Linked DNA regions of Homo sapiens: region 2 is linked to region 1. The links are chromatin loops, found by intact Hi-C in ENCODE. Cell type or tissue: Calu3. All regions are shown on one strand. Links, peaks and the distances in the headings refer to the core of each region. The heading gives the core; the rest is flanking DNA. Region 1 overlaps NFIB (nuclear factor I B). Region 2 overlaps NFIB (nuclear factor I B).

Region 1 (10,347 bases), core at 990-8,989:
TTTTTTTTTTTTTTTTTTTTTGAGATGGAGTTTCACTCTTGTTGCCCAGGCTGGCATGCAATGTTGCAATCTCGGCTCACCGCAACCTCCACTTCCTGGGTTCAAGTGATTCTCCTGCCTCAGCCTCCCAAGTAGCTGGGATTACAGGCATGCGCCACCACGCCCAGCCAATTTTGTATTTTTAGTAGACACAAGGTTTCTCCATGTTGGTCAGGCTGGTCTTGAACTCTTGACCTCAGGTGATCCACCCACCTTGGCCTCCCAAAATGCTGGGATTACAGACGTGAGCCACCGCGCCCAGCCTAGTTTGTATATTTTAAAAGAATTTCCTAGCATTATTGAATAATTAGATAATGTATATCTTATCTTTTGGTTGCTCTTGCCCATTCTGGAAATAATTTATAAGAAGATCTAATTTAGATTCTATCTGCTGTTAAGTGTGAATTAGTGTGAGTTGCATATAACATATATAAAAGCTGTAACCTGGGAAAAAGTTATTATCTGGAAGCTTTAGAAATTAATGTTATTCTTTCTTAAGTATCATCAGGAAATTAATCAAAATGGCCACCTTGATACCAAAAATAAGGTTTTGGGGCATAACATCCTTATGAATTCAAATGTTAGTCATTTCACATATCTTCCACTTTATTTCATTAAGTCCTTCCTAGTAGACACTGTTCAAACATTATTCACCATTTACTAATGCTGTTACAACATTATTTTAGAAGATGGATATGGATAGCTGTTCTAGCTTTTAAAGTTTTCAGTGTAAAGCACCATGTGCTAAACATTGGCCAGGATATTCTGTATGAAATGGCTTTAGTTACAGGCCTGTCTGACAACAGTTTTCATCAGAAAAGTATGCTTATTTTCCTTTCTTTTAGAAAATTTGGCTGAAAGCAATTTTGGCAAAGTCAGCATAGCCTTAAGTGTCACATGAGAAAGATGGAATTGAAGTGGCTGTTAGGTAGACCTGACCTGGGTATGGTGACTGTGGTGACATGAGTCCTTTGGAGGACACAGCGTCTCTCCAGCATCTCTCTTCTGAGGTTCACTCTCTTTTGTAGGGGCTTACCCCCTTGTCAATGCTACACACACACACACACACACACACACACACACACACACACACACAGAGGGAGAGAGAGAGAGAGAGAGAGAGAGAGAGAGAGAGAGAGAGAGAGAGAGAAAGAATGGAGAACCTTCCTTCTTACCTGTGGATACAGATGCACCTTGGCAGAGCCCACTTGCCTCCTGCTTCCGGCCTTTCTCAAACCAGACCTTTTTTAGTTTCTACTTCATCCACACAGAGACTTAATAGTGGCCAGTAAAGTGACTTGAAAAACGAATACATGCCACCATGTTAATGCACACCTTTCCAGTGGGATAAGCTCAGCCTGAGTGCCAAATTGTATTTCTTTGCACATGATTATCAGTTAAAATTATTTATATAGTTTGTTATTCATTAAATTTATTTTAGGAAAGTACACAAAGAAAAAATTGTGACCAGGCAATTAGGTAGCTTCTAAGGTAGCCATTGCCAACCTATCTTTTGTTATGAAGATGAAGTCTGTTATTTCTTAATATTGAACATTATTTTTGACTAAATTTAAATTCTACTGTATGCAATAGAATTGAAAATATACCAGCTTTATCGTCATTACCAAGAGTGATGATGATGATACCTCCTATTTATTGCCCACCCCCCATGAACAAGGTATCGTGCTGAGAATTTACATAAAGCAATTCAGTTAATTCTCAGTACAGTGCTGCTTGGGAGAGATTGCTATTTGCCTTTTACAAGATGATGAAAGAAGCTTGGAGATGTTGAGTCATTTATCTGAATTACAAAGCAAGTGAGTGGGCAAGATAGTTGAAAATTCTTTATTAAATTTGCTTTGATAACAAAAGTAATGTTTGCTTTTGGTAATACAATTGGAGTATTACAGAGGAAGTTATGCATACCATAGGAAGCTAGACTGGTTTTCAGTACATTATCCAGAAGAACAAAAAGTACTGTTAACAAATGGGGCATCTTTATCTTTATCTGACTTCTTGAGAATAATCTTTGTAAATTATCTGATCACTTTTTAAGTAGTAGTTTTTTTAAATGACTTTTTGATGACATACTTTCAACTTTCTTTGCAATAGAATCAAGGTGCATTTTAAATTTAGAATAAGCGAGGATTTTCAGGACCATATATCTTTTTACACATTTGCTTTCTGACAATTTTTCACCCCCAAATACTCAAACTTTTACTTATTTATTAGTTAACTTTTAATAATCGTTTCTTCTTAACATAGTCTTAGTATATGCAGATGTTTAAGGTTTTCATTTTCACTGCTTTTCATTTAATACCATTAAATGTATACCAGAGGTTACATTTTTCAAGTTTATTGTTCTGAGTATTTATGCCTGCTCTTTTTCTTCGGTTCCAATATGCTGGACAGTCTATGAGAAACTGATGTGAAAGTTGATGTCTTTGGAGATTACGTAAAAGCTGCTTTAGCCATTATTTTTCCATTTCTTGCTCTGCTAAGCACCCAATTGTTGAGCTTGACAGAAGATCATTTTACTGAGCTATTTACTTTGAAAAATTATAAGTAATATACTTACAGAAAATAATTAAATACTATATACAGGTAAAAGTGAAAAGTAAATCTCTTCCTTCTCCTTGTTTCTCCTTTGGCCGTTGCTCCCAAGCCTAAATTTCTTGTTTCCACATTTTCTTAATGGGCATGGAAGCATAGGTATGCATGTGTATACACGTACTTTATGAAGTCAGATCTCTTTAAATTCCAATTGTATAGGATGGCTCTCTGCACTGTGTGTGCCTCCTTCCTGTGTGTACTGGACTGTGGGATAAACAGCTCTCAGCAGGATATTCATATTCAGTAAAATAAATGATGAATTTCCAATGGAAAAGAGAGTCAGGACCAAGAAAATAGAAACAGAGACTGAAAATATGGGAAACAGTACAAATTTATAGACCATGAAGTTCAAAAATGTTGGCTGCTAAATTAGCATCATGTGTTTAAAAAGTTTCCTGGTAGTTATGTAAAAAGCATGATACAATCCATAATATGATTTTGTTTTACTCTGAAGGAAGGAAGTATGGCAGTTTCTTAGAGGAAAGCGTGACTTTTCTGTTAGGCTGCTGGGAGCTGTGCTGCTGAGATAGTGTGGGTGAAAATGGGATGTGGTAATGTGTGCTTGCTGAGGAGCTGAGATGTATCCAGTTCCATAATTTGCCTTCAGGACCAGCTCCCTAATGTGTGGGCCTCTTGTTCAAAAATTAAGAGTTTCAAGATGGTGACAGAAGAGCATGAAGCCAAGCATGGGGACCACGTAAGTGGGGCTCTATGTGACTGCATGGGTCCATGCTCCTGACACTGGCCCTGTGTGCTTTGAGATCCTTGAGCATGCTCAGGACCTGTGAGGAGAAGAGCAGGCTGGTGGGGAAGGGGAAGTTGGTGCCTCATTCAGGGATGTGCTCAGAGAAGTGCAGGTTCTCTCTTTGGGCTTTCCTTATCTCTGTCGCTTCTTCAGGAAGGGGAATTAATGGGGGGCTAGGATGTGGCCTATTTGGGGAGCAGAGTGGGGAGTAATAAAGAAGGGTTGAGGAGGGCTCTGCTAGAAATATTGGAAACGAGACCTGATGCATAGCCCGAAGGTGGCATCGATTCTTAAGTAAAATGATGTGAGGTGAAATGAGGGGACTCTTCCCCCCTTAAATTTGGAGCAGTGGGAGTTGGGGGTATGTTTACAAACCACTTCTGGAATGTTGAGAACAGAGGCAAGGAAGCATGTGATAACAGTTCCTTACAGTTTTAGGACACAGGGAACACATTTTCCTAAGAGCACAGATGAGGGACATAAAACTCAGCCCAGCAGCTTGGGGTATCAGGAAAGGCCCAGAAAGAGATCCTGAGCAATGCATCTGGGTGGAGACCTGGGTGTCCACATACTGTTATTCATTTAGCACTTTGGACTTTATGCTAAGGGCTATGGGGAAACCACTGAAGGCTTCTGGAGAGAAGCTACATCAGACTTTCATTTTCTGAAGTATTTCGGTTTCCCATGTTACTGTGTAGCAGTGGTTCCCAAAGTTTGGTCCCACGACCAGCAGCACTGGTCTGACCTGTGAGCTTCTGGGAAATGCAGATTCATGGGCCCTATCTGGACCTATTAAATCAGATCTCTGAGGATGGGCCAGAAACTCTGTTAGGACAAGCTCTCTGGGTGATTCTTGTGCATGTTAAAGCTTAAGAACCACTGCTGTGGAGAATGGATGGTGGACCTGACTTAGGAAGTGTTTATTACAGATCCCTTATGTGACTAACAAGGAACCTGGGGGCCCGCGTTAACTTTCCAAAGATCAACCTGCTGGTGGATAGGTAACTTTCCAAAGATAAGTAACTTTCCAAAGATCAACCTACTGGTGGATGGTAATCAAGAAATACCAGTTACCTGACTGTGCCCAGTCTTTCTGCCATGGAAACTTCCCAGGCAGTGAGAAGATTATCATAGCATTTTAAAAAGAAAGGTGTAATTATATGCTATATTACCTTTCAGAAACAGCGCTTACAAAAATACGAATGGAAATAGGCAAATAATGTAGTGCATAAACATGATTGATGTATAATTTTTGATTTTATCACATTTTATATGTGATGCATATTGTGTTTGTGTGTCTCTGAGACTGGAATGGGGAAGCAGGAAGTAGCTGTTATCTTAACTTAAGCTAATTATTCTCTAAGCAGTGAATTTACTAGGGCTATGACCTTGGGTAAAACATTTAATCTCTGTGAGCCTCAATTTCCTTATCTATGAAATGGGGATAGTAATATCTACCTAACACAGTTGTTAGCGTAAGGTGGCTTATGTGAAAGTGTTTTGTAAGTTGTAAAGCATTTAAAGCATTATAAGTGTGAGCAGTATTTTTTTATCATATAACTTAAATCCAATCATCTAGCAAACATTTATTAATTATATTATGTGAAATATTGTAAGTGTAGAGTTTTAAACATGTTTTTTTTTTTTCCCAGAGGAATTATAACCTTTTGAGATGATTACCTAAATTATTCACACTATTACTCAGTGGTGAACCCATTCAAACAATATGGACAATTTTATTAGAAATTCCCAAATCTATATTTTGGATTGAATTTAACCTAGTTGTTAGTTGTTTTCTAACCTTGTTTTAATTTTTATTTTTAGTAGGGATACTTAAGCACATTGTGACATGGTGTACTGTACTTTAGTATGTTTAATGTTGCCCTTAAGGAGATCATTCAGTTTAATAATTAAATGAGTATATAATCATTTGTATAACCTTCCAGGAAAGCAACAAAAGTGCATGAGCAATTTCTAAGTAAAATTAAGTCAGTGAGTGGTTTATGTGACTCATCAACCTTAATGTGAATTGGAGTAGTTTTGCTTTCATCAATTGGAAATAAGTATTCTAATTATTTGTATGAGTCTTTTGGTTGCCCAGTTAAGCAGTTAGATGTTCCTTACAGCCGTAGGCTAGGCTTTCTCAGGGATTTATTAATTTATGCCTCTTTCATGTTAGAATGGTTCATTTTTAAGGAAAGTCCAGTTACCTTTAGAGATGACACTTATTTTATGATAAATGGCAACGTATTTGCATTAACACTAAGGCCATATTCCATTTCATATGGGCTAAATTGCAGCTACCAATAAAACCCAGTGGTACATTATTTTGATGTGGGTATTCTGGTCAGTGGAGAGATCATTCTTTAAACGCTTTAATCTTTTAAATGTCTATTCTTTCTAGAGGCTGAAGAGCTTTCTAAAGTGTATACCTCCTTTATTGAAAGTACAATATTCATGTCACAACTCAAATCACTTTTAATAACAATATGCTATACTGTTCAACTCTGATTTCCTTTTGGAGTCTACGAGAGGGCTGACGTGGAGGGGCCCACCAGCTGGGGAAGCACAGCTCAGACGGCCCCGCAGGGTGGATGGCACAGAATCTGATATAAACGGGTAAACTTCTGGCCATTGCCCTGGTCACCAACTCCTTTGACTTGTTTTGTCCCTGGCTCTGGATTCTGTCTTCTGGATTCAAATTGCAGTTTGTCCAGTTCCGTGCCTTGAGTAACTATACTAGTATTTTTTTAAGGTAGACAATGGGAGTGGTCAAAGCTTTTATCTATTCTCATTATTTTTCAGCACAGTGTCATTTTAAAGTGAGTAGAATTATTTTTTTAACTTTGTTTCTTAACCAGTGTAGACCCAATTTATGTATTCCCTATATCCTGTTTCTGTGCATTTCCTTGCTGTTTCTTACTATCGATCTAGGATAAAATGTATTTCTTTTAAGAAACTTCCCAGGTCCATTCATATCTGAATCCAGGATGTTTTTTGAGTGCAGTTTTTAAAATTGAATTCTAATTCCAGATTTTAAAAATAGCCCAGGTAATATTACTGTTAATCACACAGAAAAACTATTTTTGAATACAATATTGTAGAGGATTAAGCTAAGAGCACTGTTGTTTTGAAATGAAAAATTTTAATTTTACCGCAAGTTTTTCCAGGTTGCAGTGATACTTAACATTGTACAAATACATGTATGTAATTAATACTTTAAATTTTTAGGGAATGATTGTTGAGTATCTGGCTTTCAGTCCAAACAGAGACAAAAATGATCATGTATACAGAGAAGCAGAAATTCAGTACGGTTTCAACCTATTAATTAGACTTTCCTTTACTTTCCTATAATCAAAGGTGAGTAACTTCCCAGAAAATCCACAGTGTACAAGAGATGCGGCTATTTTGATACATATTAGCACTGACACAAATGAAATTTGAAATGGGAAGTTTTTTTAGGACTCAGTGATGAATGTTTACATTTGAAAGTTAAAAATTTTCTTTCTGTTTTTTTCCAGTAAAAATTCAAAACAAATTAAAACAGTGAATGATGTTTTCTATTGTACTTATAGTAATCATCTCTTCTGCTTGAAGTTTTATTATTTGGCCATATAAAGTGACAGATCATTGTAACCAATTTGTGGTTTTAACCATCAGAAGTAATTGACTAACGATGCTATTTATATTTGGTTAGGGATTAATGGAGGGGTGTGGGTGTGTGTTTGTGTGAGTGTGCACATGTGTGTATGTATACTTACATTTTAGCGTATTTTCTTCGTAAGTGAAGTGCCAAAAACAATTTGTAAAGCAATTCTGTTTTTTTTGGTGTTCTCAAACTCAAGGGTTTTAATCACTTTTTAAGTTCATTTTTCGTTATTTTTAAAGTTTTGAATTATTTTTTGCAAAAATCTTAAAGTAAAAAAGAACTTTTATCTCTAGAGTGGAACAGATGAAAAGGGTAGAGATCTTAACCACAAAAAATGTTTTAAATACCCTCTACATTTACTACTTTACACGTACAACTTGGATGCCTCTCTATATATTTAGTTTCATTCAAGTTTTCCAGTTTTCATTCTAAAAAGGAAGCAAAATACAGAATCCTTTTTCCAAAGGAAAATGTTTGTAGTGTCATGAAAAATGAGAACAGATGGCATTGTAAAGCTTTGGGGAGATGTGTAGCGCTTCAATTCAAATTGTTAGGCAAAGTCGGAGACAAATACATAGCTACCAATTGTTGTAGTTATTTATATGACTTAATTCAAGTATGTAAAACAAAAACGTAGAAAGGATAGAATTTTGCTTCTTGTATTAAATAAAAAGCATTTTTGTAATTTATGATCCAGCCCTCACCAAGTGAATGCCTAAGCAACCAGGTTTTTTTTAGGAAAAAAAAAAATAATCAGGAAAAGCAGTTCTAGTCATTTAAAATGTATCCTGTACTTTTGGGTTTCACAGTGGGCAAGTTTACCCAGAGGCAGTGTGACAGCCTATTAGCAAAATAAATAGATCTTCCAAACTTGTAGTCCTCTGCTCTTTTCCCTCCACTTTTAAGTAAATTAGCTTTTCAGTGCGTCTGGGCTTGGGTTGTGGTAGGATGCATTAACTTCTCCCCACACTGTTCTGATTGCGCAGCAAAGCGTCCATTACCAATACCATATCCAAAGTGACGTTTCCATACAGGCTGCCTGCTGTTTCATTCATAACCACAAAACAAACTGAAATGACTTTACTTCTTTTTACAACTTGCAAAGAGTTAATGGACTGTGCTGGCCCCCTGCCAAAACCTTTAAGAAACTTTATTAATGTGTTATGAGGCTGGGACACCATAGTGTGGGATTTTATTGGTTATTCATCTTAATGAATAAAAATATGTATGCACAATTAAAGCCACATTCTCTAGCAATTGCCTTCTAATAAATGTTGAGTCTTTGTCAGTGCCCGTCATTGCATTTGCTTATCGATTGTGATCCTTTTCCTTCCAAATCCTAAAGTTACCAGTAGTGCAATTACGTGAACTTTAAAGAAATACCAGCTTAGTATTGGAAACGAGCAATTATTCAGTGATGAAAAGAACATAAGCATGTCATAAAAATGAATTAAAAATATCTCCATGTCAGAAACAGTAGTTATAATCTGCAGCATTTTTCCCACTATATATGAAAAAGGCTGGGCTGTGATGTATTGATGATTCATAAGACAGAGGCAACATAATTTTGCTGTAGATCATGTAAGAAAGTGATAGTGGAAAAAAATAACTTGTTTACTCTGACATGCTACTTATCAGAAAACATTTCATTTTTGTGTACATTTTTGTTGTTCTTTCATCTCTGACTGTTTCTTCTTTTCCCTTATGGGTGGGGTGTTGCAAGGAAGAGATGAGGGCAGAAATAATATCATATTGGAAACTAAACTTAAAAAAAAGACTGAGTGAATCAGTGGGTCTAGATGAATTTAATACTGGAGTTGTTTGAGAAAAGATGAATATTTTTGCATTTTTTTGAATATATGCTTTGTCCTCTGAATAGAATACTGTATATCTTCAAAACATTGTTGAATGGTCCTCAGTTTATGAGAATAATCCCAAGTACCTAAAATGAGGGAAACTTCCAGGATGTTTTTTGGCAAAATGATTTTCATATTATGGTCATTGGAATAGGATAATTTTATACCACTCTATCAAAAGTACTTGTGAAGAGTCCTTAAGGAAAAAAAAAAAAAAGCTCTTTTAAGTAAAAATACCAGGAAAATGAACACATTACAACTTCAAAGTAGTAAAATAAAAACTTAAGTCACGTCTGTTTTTATGAATTTAGTCGTAATTCATACTCACATTTGAGACATAAAGTAATTTCTTGTTTTGCCACAAGTAGACGTGAGAATAATTCAGTTCTTCTTGAATTAGCAAATTTGGAATGAGGTGTAATTTTTTTCTTTTTTAGTACAATTTAACCTTGATGTCGGAAGGATTGCCAATTGAAAGAAAAAAAATCTAAACTGCCACTACACTGAACACGTATCGATTTACTCTCTTAGTCTTTTTTTTAACACCACGTATTGCTTTGTTGTATAGATGAATTAGAACCTGTCTGGAGTTTAAAAAAATGGCCTACCCTGAGGTCATTAAAATCAGATTACAAATATGGAATAAAAGTGGAAAGATGATTCTAAAATGACTTTTGGGGTATAAAACTATTTAGGGAGTGGGAAGTGACCTTTGAATTTAGATTTTGAACATTGTGTGCAGCTTGTCATCTTTTCAAGTCATCATGCTGAGGCATTTGGCCTTGTGAATCTGATGGTGCTGTGCTCTGTATGGGAACCCACCACCTAAATTCAACCAAGGAAATGTTTGACCTTGGGCTCTTTCCTTGAGTCTCATTTAGCCCTGTGTGAGAAAGTGGTGAACATTGTGTTGGTGGATCTGTCTTTCAGGTGGCAATGGAAACGGGCTCTTCTCTGTGGTCATGTTGTCTCTGTAGATAAACCATCAGACCTTGAACTCTGGTTAAGTACAGCCAAGACCGTAGTAACATTCATGTGAAAAATGACACGTGGGAGAAATTAGACTCTCATTTACGAGATGTGGCTTAGAGGGGGATTACTTGATCCTGTGGTGAAGCTTCAGGACTTTGGTGGGAGATGAAGAGGTTTGTGGGGAAGGAGGAAGGTAGTGGCTTTGAAAATGGTGTCTGGTGTCACATGCAGTCCCTGCACGGAGCTGCTCATGCCGAGCTGGCCCTTTGCCTGTCAGCAGCATGCACTGACTTAGTCCTCAATTTGTGGCATGCTATGGGCAAAAGGGGTTTTCTGGTCTCATCCTCCTCCCAGTTTGTACACATTACCAAACCACAACATAAACTCCCCACAGTCAGTGGCCTCCACTCAAGGGAGGCTTTTGCCAGGAAAATTGGGAAGGTATGTGTCAAAAATTAGAAAAAATTGACTAA
Region 2 (10,347 bases), core at 1,667-9,666, 65 kb before region 1:
TGATGGCTCAGGCCAAATCAACTTGAGTTCATGCAGCCCTGAGCATGATCAGGACTGCTCTTGCCCTGAAAGAGGAGTCCATTGTCCTCAAGGACATTATGTCAGAGCCCTTAACTGTGAACTTTCAGTCAAGATGCTAGACTTGCCAGTTAGTTACACAGAAACTATTAGGTCCAGGATGGAATGTGGCAGTTAAAACAGAGGAACTTTGATCCCCAAGATAAAGTGGATACAGACACTAGTATGCTTGCATTTTACCACAGTTTTGATTTGCATAGTTTTTCTCAATCTAAATTCCTTCAACCTGTGTCCAGTGAGTGGTGCAATGATACAAATACACAAGCGTTTTGCTAGAAAACCTTTAAGAATGGCTGATGCGAGTCATTCCCCAAGAGCCCCTAGTCCGGAGTCACAGTGATACCCAGTTATGTCAGTTCGTTTTCTTTTAAAATGTGTGCTAAATGTTAATCTCTTTAAAAATGTGCACTAAAATGTTTGCTAAATGTTAATCTCTGGATTTGATATTTATGTGGTTATTTATTTAATCCTTTAACCTTGCCAAACTTAGCCAGAGTAGTTCTAAGATGATAGTAACAGTAACAACAGCCGCAACATCTAATATTTATTAAGCACTTACTATGTGCCTGGGACTGTGTTAAGGGCATCACATAGCATGTTTTATTTAATTCTCACAACTAACTTATGTGGAAGCTATTATAATCATGGAAAGTAAAGTTCTCAGACAAAGAGAGAGCCAGTCATGACCGAAGTTCATACAACAGTGGTTAAAAGGAGGAACAAGTATTTGAACCCAGGTGTTCAGGTCTGAAGCCCTGCATGAGGAGCTCACCTGGCTGTGCGGCCTAATTCAGAAACTCATTAGTCTGGTAGCTTTGGGAAAGTCGCCCTCCTTCAGGAACCTGTTTCCTGATCTGTAAAAAGGACAACTACTCTTGCCTTCCTGATCAGATTGTTAAGAAGACCAAATAAGAAAGGCACATTAAAAAAGTACACTTTGAAGAAATACGCAAATAGATGAGACTGTTTTAATGACCTTAGCACACTCTAAAGACTATGTTTATCAACTGCCATTTCTGTGAGTAATCACATTAGAAAGTCACATCACTTGTAATTTGGACTTTTGCAAAGTGGTCCACCATGTGTAATATAACATTATTTTAATTTTCACATCTCTACTGTTACTGATTGTACAAATAATTTTGTATATTAGAAGAAAAGTCATTAAACACAATACGATTTTTTATCTGAGAACATCATGCTTTAATAATATTTATGGGATATTTATTGCCCTCTTGATATTGCTTGTTACCACTTTAGTAGGGGAGGAGAAGACTGACTTTTACAAAAAGAAATGAATGCAGCATTTCTGTCTGTAGCAAATAAAATGAGGTAAATAGTTGAATGGTTACTGAAAAAATGTTATCAGTGTAAGGGAATGGTTTAAATATTTAAAAATTGCCCTCCAAATAATGTAACTTAAATCCAATTTATATAGTAGCAGAAGTTTTTGTACTGAATCAAATTTCTGCAATTCTTCTTGCCCCCTGAGTAGACAGAGCTGTGGAATAGAATATTTTTAGAATGAACACTTACCACAAAGTTTTTCCTTTAAAGTTTACATTGGTTTTTTGAAATATAATAAGATTTTTTAAAGTACAGATATTTGACCTATGCAGCATCCATTTTTTGTTCCTCTGGGCATTTATAAATATGGGATTTAGTCATTCTTATGTTCACTGAATTAATTTCCCTAAAAAAAACACGTGTGGGGTGTGCACGTGTGTGTGTGTGCATGTGAACGTGTGAGAACACAACCTAAGGATTATAATCATTTAGTCAAGGTCATAAGTGACCTGACATGCCCTGGAGCATGCTGTTTATAATTGCTGTGGTTAGTTTTCCTTCTCATTGTTTTTACCTATAATGTCAAAACACAACTATATGGAGTTGGTATGTTCACTAATAGCAGTTTATCTCTGCATGGTTTATAGACAGAGTCAAAAGCCAACAACTGTAATTACATCCATGTTTCTAACTTAGCAGCAAGCTAGAAAAGTGTGGTTGAAGTATGCTGTGGATATAGTGCAGCCAGTAGGAATTATAGGGTAAAGTCATTTCTCTACATTCTTTTGGTTTTACAATAATTGTTACTTAAATTTTGTTTTCTGGATTTTACCACTGTCTGTTGTGTTTATATGACCACATAAAGAGTGCTTGAGTTACGTGTCTCTCCACTCTATTTTTCTACTCCTTGCCTTCCTTTATAAATGTACTAGTTCTCCTTTCACTTTCTTCAGACTCAGCAGACAGTACATTACAGTTAATAGTTTTCTGAAGCAGCCTGATATTCATGCTCTATGGAACCCATAAGACTTCTATTATTTGCATTATATGTTTAATTGGATAATTATGGGAACCATGTTGAACTGTTAACAACTGTCAAGCCTTTGATTAATCTTTTGAATGTTCATTGGCATGGTTCAAGTTAGCAACCACAATACAGATTTTAGGTTTTTATTTTTGCTGCTCTCACAACCATTTGAGAGGGTAAAAATGATTTTTCTAGAAAAATATAATATCCCATTTTGGCTCACCGTACATATTGTGGCACAAAGAGCTATGTAACTTATGTATTGCCATAATTGCCTTTGCATATGAAGTATTGTAGTTTAATGAATCTCCAGAAAATTATAAGAAAGTCTTATTTTTTAAATGATCACAACTATATAACATATAAAAGAATCCTAGTCTTCCTCCAAGGAAACCAGTTATCAGTTCGGTCTGTAGTCTCCCTGGCCACCTTCTATACCTGAGGATTCTTTTCCCTATTTTACTACTCGTAAAATAGTAAATTTCATTATTTACAAAATAGGTGCATCCTCCAAGGAACCACAGACACCTCCTATGCACCCACACTGAGCTGTCATCCTGAGTCCCCCCTTGCCTAACGTTGTCTCCTGTGGAAGTGGAATTCCCTGGGAGCTACTTGTTACAGGAGAAGACTAGTCAATGAATTGCCTTATTCTTTTAAGGTGTGTTATAAATTGAATACTGACCACAGGAGCACTAATCTGATAGAAAATACTGCCTCTAATCTAGTTTTAAAATAAGTAAAGTGTGAGTGTAGGGTTAGAGAAGATTGAGGTATTTAAAAAATGATTAGGATAGGTCCTCCTTGGTAAGGCAACATTTAAGTAAAGGCTTGAAGGGGGTGGTGAATGTAGATACTCTTTTAAACACTTGAATGTGTGTGTGTGTGCGTATTTTCATCTATTCCTTACATCAGCCCCATGAGGCAAGATCTATTAGTATCTCCTTTGTACATGTGAGGGAACGAAAGAACAGAAAAATTATGCCCAGGGTCACACAACTAGCAAGTGGTGGAATCAGCCTTTGGACACAGGCATTTTGTTAAACTATTATTTTAGATCAGCCCCTAAGCTGGCTTAGTGAGGCTGATCCAGGATAGGACTAACCTCCTTAGCAGACTTTGTACTAAACTAGATATACAGGACTCAGATTAATTCCTCTTCCTGGGAAATAAAATCCTGGATTCTACCTGTCATTTCCAAAGTGTGTCATTTTGAAGTACCATCTTGGATCAAGTTAATACGATTGGAATGGGCACTTCAGCTGCTATCAGAGCAATCCCGCTGGTTGTGTTGTCATTGTGTTTTGGTGCTTTAATCAAAGCACGAAAGATGTGAGGGAAGGAAAATTGTTTTAGATGAGAAATATGCAAAAGGAATCTAAACATCATTCTTACCTTCTGAGTTCACATCATTATTACAGGACCATTGTTTACATTTGGGAGCTTTATGGTAAGTGTACCTTCTATTGAGGTCTGAGATGGCCTCTTCAACCAGTTCATAATAAGATAAGGAACCAGAGATGAAGAGTGTGAAAGGAGTGTGCAGAAGGAGCAAATACAGACTAGCAGCAGTACATGTTGTGGCCCATAAATATCCATCCTGGAAAATATCTTAGGTGCTTTGAGTTGTAGATGAGCAACATCCTTCAAATTAGATTTATGTTTTATTGTCTGAAGTAAATTATATCGATCTCTGTTGCCTTGAGGGTCTTTCTTTGAAGTCGTACCTTTTGACCTGCCTTCTCTATGGAGCAGTCTGATCACTGTTAGCCTTAATTTCCCTTTTTGATGAGGATTTAATAAGGTCTCAATCTCAGGTGGTCAAGTCTTAGGTAAAATGTTTGTGTGAAAGTAGTGGGAAGGGGATACAACTTGGAGAATCTAGTTATCAGTGTTGAAAACAGGATTCAGTTTCCAGGCATGATGTACTTTTTTCATCATAGTGATTAGTAGATGTAATATCCTCTTATTATCGTAGAAAAGGTAGGGGATATGATGGGAAGACGGGGCTTCCATTTTTGGTTCCATTACCAGTGACTGGGACTTGTGCTTCGGTTTTGCCGTCTGTATAATGATGGCATTGTTAACAATCACTCCTGAGGATAAATTTTGATAACGTGTGTGAAAGGGCTTTGTGAATTGTAGGCACACTCTCTCTGTGTCCGTCTCTCTCTCTGTGTGTGTATGCATATATTTTTCTCCCTACCTCACTAAAATGAAAAATTCCTGAGGATAAGAAACACCTTATTTTTAACACCTGTTTTATAGATAGTACTGATAATGTTTTTGTATTGAACCTATTGTGGACTTTCAGCTTAGGTGTTTGAGTGAAAGTTTCCTAAAGTTAGTTAACACATTTTTTTCCCCTCAGTATGCCTGTAGTTTATAAGTAGCGTGAAGTTCTACTGCTGGAAAATACAGTGGACAAGTGACATGGTTAGCTTTGTGCTCTGACTGGAATTATTTTCCCCCAGTTCGTTTTTCAGTTTGTCCCAAGAAAGTCACTGCTTCTGAATCATGGTGGGGTTAAAAGTCTAAATTCCCCACAAAACAGTCAATAACATTATACCTTAGTAATGACCCTAACAGGGTTCTGTCCCAGCTTCCCGCCCACATTCATTGTTCATGTTTTACTCACTAACCTCCAAACCCAAACATTCTAGGCTCCGCTCACTCAGGGGCTCGCCTCTTTTCTTTCCTCAGCCATTGAGGCAGCCTGAGGGGATACATGGTCTTCCTTCTGTACACTGTTGCTTTTGATTTCCACATGTTTCAGACCATTGGATGGCCCAGTTTTGGAGGTGCAAAATAAGACTGATTGAACATGTGTATCTTGTTAGGAATGTTATGACAAATAACAGCAGCTGTATAAACTAATCTTTCTGTAGCTTCGCACGACTCAATTAACAATGGACCACTGTCAACATTTGGTCCTTTTTACCTCATGGTTCCTGTGAACTTTTCTGTTGGACATCAGATTACTTTTACCTACCAACAGAAGAAAATATCAAATACTGCAAGTCAACTGCACTTCCCATGGTGTTCTCCACGTGATCTGGGGAGGGACTGCCAATTATAATGATTACTGCATTGATTCTAATTAGAAAGACATACTGGTCATCAGGATGGTTGTGACAGTTTAGGATTAATTTTTCTGAACTTAGCACCAAAACTCATGGTCGTAAGATGCTGGTCTCTGAAGTTTAGAGTGACTACAGCATGAGGCAGGGTGGCAGGGACATAGCTTCCCCCAGAGATCATCACAGGAGACAGAAACATCTTTGTGAGCGCTTTGCCATGTAGAAGTCTACTGTTGTGCATGGTAATTTCAAGTCACGAGAAACAGAAATCTCAAGTGACCTTTTATCTCTTTAGGTAATTTCTATCTGTACTTTTTGTGAGAAAAAAGGAGGGTACACTGGATGTTCAAGTACAATGGGGAACTCAGAAAAGCAGAGTTATAGCCTTAGAGTAAGGATGAGTAAAAGTTCAAGTTCCAGCTTAAATGTACTTGACATTTGAACCCCCTGTTTGAAGCCCTTACTTTAGGTCTATCTGCAGAGGACATCTGAAATTCCTTTGGCTTCTAATCTATGGCAAGTGAACAGGAATGGATGACAAAGGGATATAAAGATAGAGCTCAAACAAGTTGTTGTTAATTCTTTCTTTCACCTACGAGGACTAATGAAAAGCTTAAATTACTAAATTCAGACTAGACCATTGTCGCTACTTGCCAAACAGTACATGCTTGTGCGTCTGTCTAATCCATATTTGAAAGCCACAAACAGAAGCACATAATTTGGCAAAACACCAAAAACATGCCTCGGCACACTTCTGGAGATTCTTCCAAATGACTTAATGATTCAAAAATGTGTGTGTGTGTGTGTGTGTGTGTCTGTGTGTGCGTGCACGTGTGTGCGCGGGTGCACATGCATATTGCCTGGAGATGCTTGGAATAAATTCTGCCAGCAAACCATGTGTATTACACTTGTTTGGAGGATTTGAGGATTTCTTTCAAAATTCTGAATTGTAGAAAGCAAAAGATAAGGCTGTTTCTTGGGCAGTTACTTTCTCTTTTATTTTAAAGATGAGTAAGTAAAAACTTGTTATTTAAAAAAAATCTCCTCAAAATACAACATGTAAAACATTCTGTCTTTTAAGAAAGTTTAAGCATTCTATTTGTTTTTGAAATGTGTTTTGAGCTTTTTTTAACAGGTGGATCACAAATAGCAGTTCAGTACAAGAAAAGTTCTTCGTAGCACCATGAAGAAATTTCCTGAATTGAAAAATTATTCTTTCCTAAGCTTTTTACAGAAGTATTTTTTTGTGGCCTGATTTCTGCTTGATATAGAAAAGATGTACTTTTTAAAAAAGCACATAATCTGAATTCAGTTTACAATACTTGAAGATATTTAGGTGACTGCATGAAGCTATATTAATAAGACAGATATGGAAGGCAAACAGTCCCTAAGAAACCTTTCGTGTGATCAGCTTTCCCTCGCATGAATATTATTTTTAAAGTCAGATACTTCTATGTGTAGTATTTTATTTAAATATTGCAGGAACCTTCACAAGATAGATATTATTATTACTCATCTAAAGATGAGAAAATTAGAGCTCACAGAATTTTACAATAAGTTACCCAGTATTTCACATGTAGGAAGTGGCAAAGGTAATCTGAAGCCTGAGTCCGCAGATAATGCCTTTGGCGTTGTACCTTTCAGCCTTCTCTGAGAAAGGTACATTTGTATTACAATTTATCTTCCTTTCATTCCTTAAATTGCAAACCATATTGCTCTGAAGGTCATTCTATGTAGATTATGTTAATGTCTTCCAGTTAGCTGTTTAAGTTATACCTCATACTTGTAAATTGTAAAGCACCTTTATCTTTTGTTTAAAGTATCTTATTTAATATTTATTTCAATTGGATAAGATATTGTTTCCATTTTACAATTGAGAAAATAGGATTGGGAAGCAACTACCCCAACAGATAGTCTAGATCTGGGGATTAAGAACAGTATCTTTTCCCCAACTGTTTTTCCACTGCATTTTAAATGTTTTAAGTCCAAAGAAAATTTGTGCTTGATTCACCACCTCATACCAAAAAATGGAGTATGGCAAACCTAGACCTTTTTTGCTTGACAAGACAAAACAAAAAACCCCTGCAGTATCTAGTCATGTAATTCTTAGTGAACATCTTCTCATATTTCAGTATAAATTGGTAATTTGTCAAGCTATCCATATATGCTTGAGAGACTCTTCATTTTTGGTTAAGGGTAAGAAAGTTTTTTTTTTTTCCTTCCTAGTTTCAGAGTTTTTGGTATACTGGTAGAGTTTTGAACATCAACAACTTTTAGTCTTTTGGCATAATAGGATTAGATAGATTATGGTTACTGAATTCACACAAATGTAAAAGAAAAATAGAGATAGGGAAGTGAGGGAGGAGGGACTTAGTTCTTACTGCCGTATTTATCTATTTTTAGTGCCATTTGAAAATTGCCACAGGAATGTAGCATCTCTTTTCTCCTGCAGACTTAGTTTTACATCAGTTTCTTAGTATGCCATATAGGATAGCATTATACTCATGTCCTTTTAGATAAGTACTCACAACTAGGAAATTAAGATGCCAAGGATATAAGCCCCTGGGTGTGATAGGGTTTTCACTTATATACACAGATATCATTCTTCAAGGATACTGCTTGTGAATGGGATGACTCAGGAGATGTTAATGAGAGTCTTCCTAGCCTGGCATGATATCCTAACCATGGCGCCGTGCACTTTTTCTTCCCTGTTTGCCTCAACTGCACTGATATCGCTTTATTCTTCTTCTTACTATGACTTTATGATTGATGGTTACGAAAATCCCAGAACTGATATGAATTCAAGTGTGTTCAACGATTAGAGTAAGAGAATGTTGGCTGATAAAGAAGAAGTTGACTTTAGTTGAACACAAAGATATTGAACTCTAAGTTACTCATTTAAATATGTGACACAGAAGTAGAATTCACAGAGGTTAACCCCTTGGAGCACTCAGAGACCATGATCCTGGCCTTGTCCACGTAAAACAACTCCCTTCAGAAGTAACAAGAGCAAGGTCCAGCCATTGCCAACTGAAGCCCGTTGAATACACTGGGACGTGGGCAAATTAAGAACTTACTGATAGTTCGCCCACTGGATTTTATCATAGATCTTATCAGCTTCATGGTCTATGACTGTTGATTTGACTTTCTCATGAAGTAAATTAACTTCAAAACAAAACCTCACTATCTCTTATCTGTTGCCTAAACAATGTTTCCAAAAATTGACCACCTTACTATACAGTTCACTTGGATTTCTTAAGAAATCAGTTAATTTAGCTAACTGGCAAACAGAACTCCACCACCTCTTCTCTGGTTCTGAAACAATGTTTCCAAACGATGGTTGTCCTTTAGCATGCTGTCAGAGCACAGTAGGCCCCAATTTTTAAAAGAGATAATTCTTTTGTCTTTAATTTTGTCAATTTTAGCCCAGTTCGACTTAGTTCTTGTGCCTCATGTTGGATAGTTGCTCTAGAGAAATGTGATCCCAGGAATGCTGGTGATTTGCTGTTTTAAAATGGTGCTGTGCTTTAGGTTTCTGTTCAAATCTAAGATTTCAGAAGAGTCAGTAACTGCAAATAATCTAAAAGGGGAAGAGTGAAGAATGCTTCTAACTTCCCTTTGAAATGAATAGCTCTGCCAGAGCAGCAGCTATTAGAAAAACAAAAACGACAAAGAAAAGCTGCTCAGCCCAGCACACAGAGGTAAATTTACTTACATCAGACTGAAAAATGAGGGCTGGGCTTTGAAAAGACATCCCTTCTGACTAGAGGAAAGCTTGTAATTTTGGCACGGCTGCCGCCCTCCTAAGCCCCTGAGAAATTCTGAAAAACATTACGGAAGACTGTTCTTAATATTAATGGATGTCTTCGTGTGTGTGTGTGTGTGTGTGTGTGTGTGTGTGTGTGTGTAGGGAGGAAGAATGCTAGAGAGAGAAAGGGGGTAGAGCATGAGAGAGAAGAAAAGATCACTTAGGAGGAAGAACTACCAGTGGAAATGTCTACTTTCTGAAAAATAATTTGCATCTGTCATTTTTCACTCTTCAGTAAAGTAGTGGTCAAGATGAGATATAGAGAAGCATTCACCATTTACACTTCAAGTTAGGCTTGCAGTATCGTGGCTCTTTTAACAAGACTTCCAAAAATACTTGTAGATAACATTGCTCACTGATGTGATCTCAAATCTATTATATGACATCAGAGGTGAAAAAAAGACTGTTTCCCTGTGGCTAATTGTGGTGAGTGTCACATTATGTTGTACTGTAGTGAACAATTTCGGGGGCACCAAAAGCCTACAGCTCTGCCTCTTGGGAGGAGACTTTTCCTTTGCAGCTCAGCTTCAGGAAACGTGAACATTTGTGTTTTCAAGACCACATACCATTGGGAAGGAAGTAGGGGTGGAGATGCGTGCTGAGATTAAGTGGGTATGAGAATCTCTGTACTGTGTATGATCTGGAAACTGCTGAATTTTATGTAGCCCTCTTTCTGGCATGCCTTTAGAATTTTAAAGTCACACTGACAATAATACTGATCCTTGCTAAGGATATTTTTCACAAAATAATTTATTTACTTTTTAGGCGAGGACAGACGGACCTCTGTGTAGCGTGCCTGACCAGCTTGTCTCTGAGCTGTGTGTCAATGTGTCTGGGGAAACAGAGACAGAAATCTGCCGGCAGGTACTCCACAGTCAGATTTATTTGGGATGTATAACTGTAACCTATCATGGTAAAGAAATTTAATATGTAATTATGGGAACTAGTTGTTAATAGACAACTTGAAAGTTATTTTGAGAAGGGAGGCATTAACTCCCCACAGCCCCGAGTCTTCCACTCCACCTCAGACACTGGCCCATGTTACCTTAAAGGATACAAGGCCTATT

Evidence for each region. Peaks named below come from ENCODE experiments on the same cell type or tissue, not always from the same donor. Only the 100,000 strongest peaks of a DNase experiment are listed, where the experiment ranks them.
Region 2: it touches region 1 in a loop (4-fold over the local background); 4 of 110 quality-filtered maps call a loop at or near these places.

What each region holds. Positions count from the first base shown.
Region 1 is chr9:14,207,335-14,217,681 of GRCh38, reverse strand. All of the region lies in intron 2 of NFIB (nuclear factor I B), which reads left to right. Among named protein-coding and RNA genes, the nearest start is that of NFIB, 100 kb to the left of the region's middle. In Calu3, for the core only: no CTCF peak of the experiment used is centred there; DNase peaks (open chromatin) are centred at 4,371 and 6,001.
Region 2 is chr9:14,273,285-14,283,631 of GRCh38, reverse strand. The region is part of intron 2 of NFIB (nuclear factor I B); the gene reads left to right. Among named protein-coding and RNA genes, the nearest start is that of NFIB, 36 kb to the left of the region's middle. RefSeq lists enhancers at 8,614-9,213, 9,214-9,814. In Calu3, for the core only: no CTCF peak of the experiment used is centred there; a DNase peak (open chromatin) is centred at 6,221.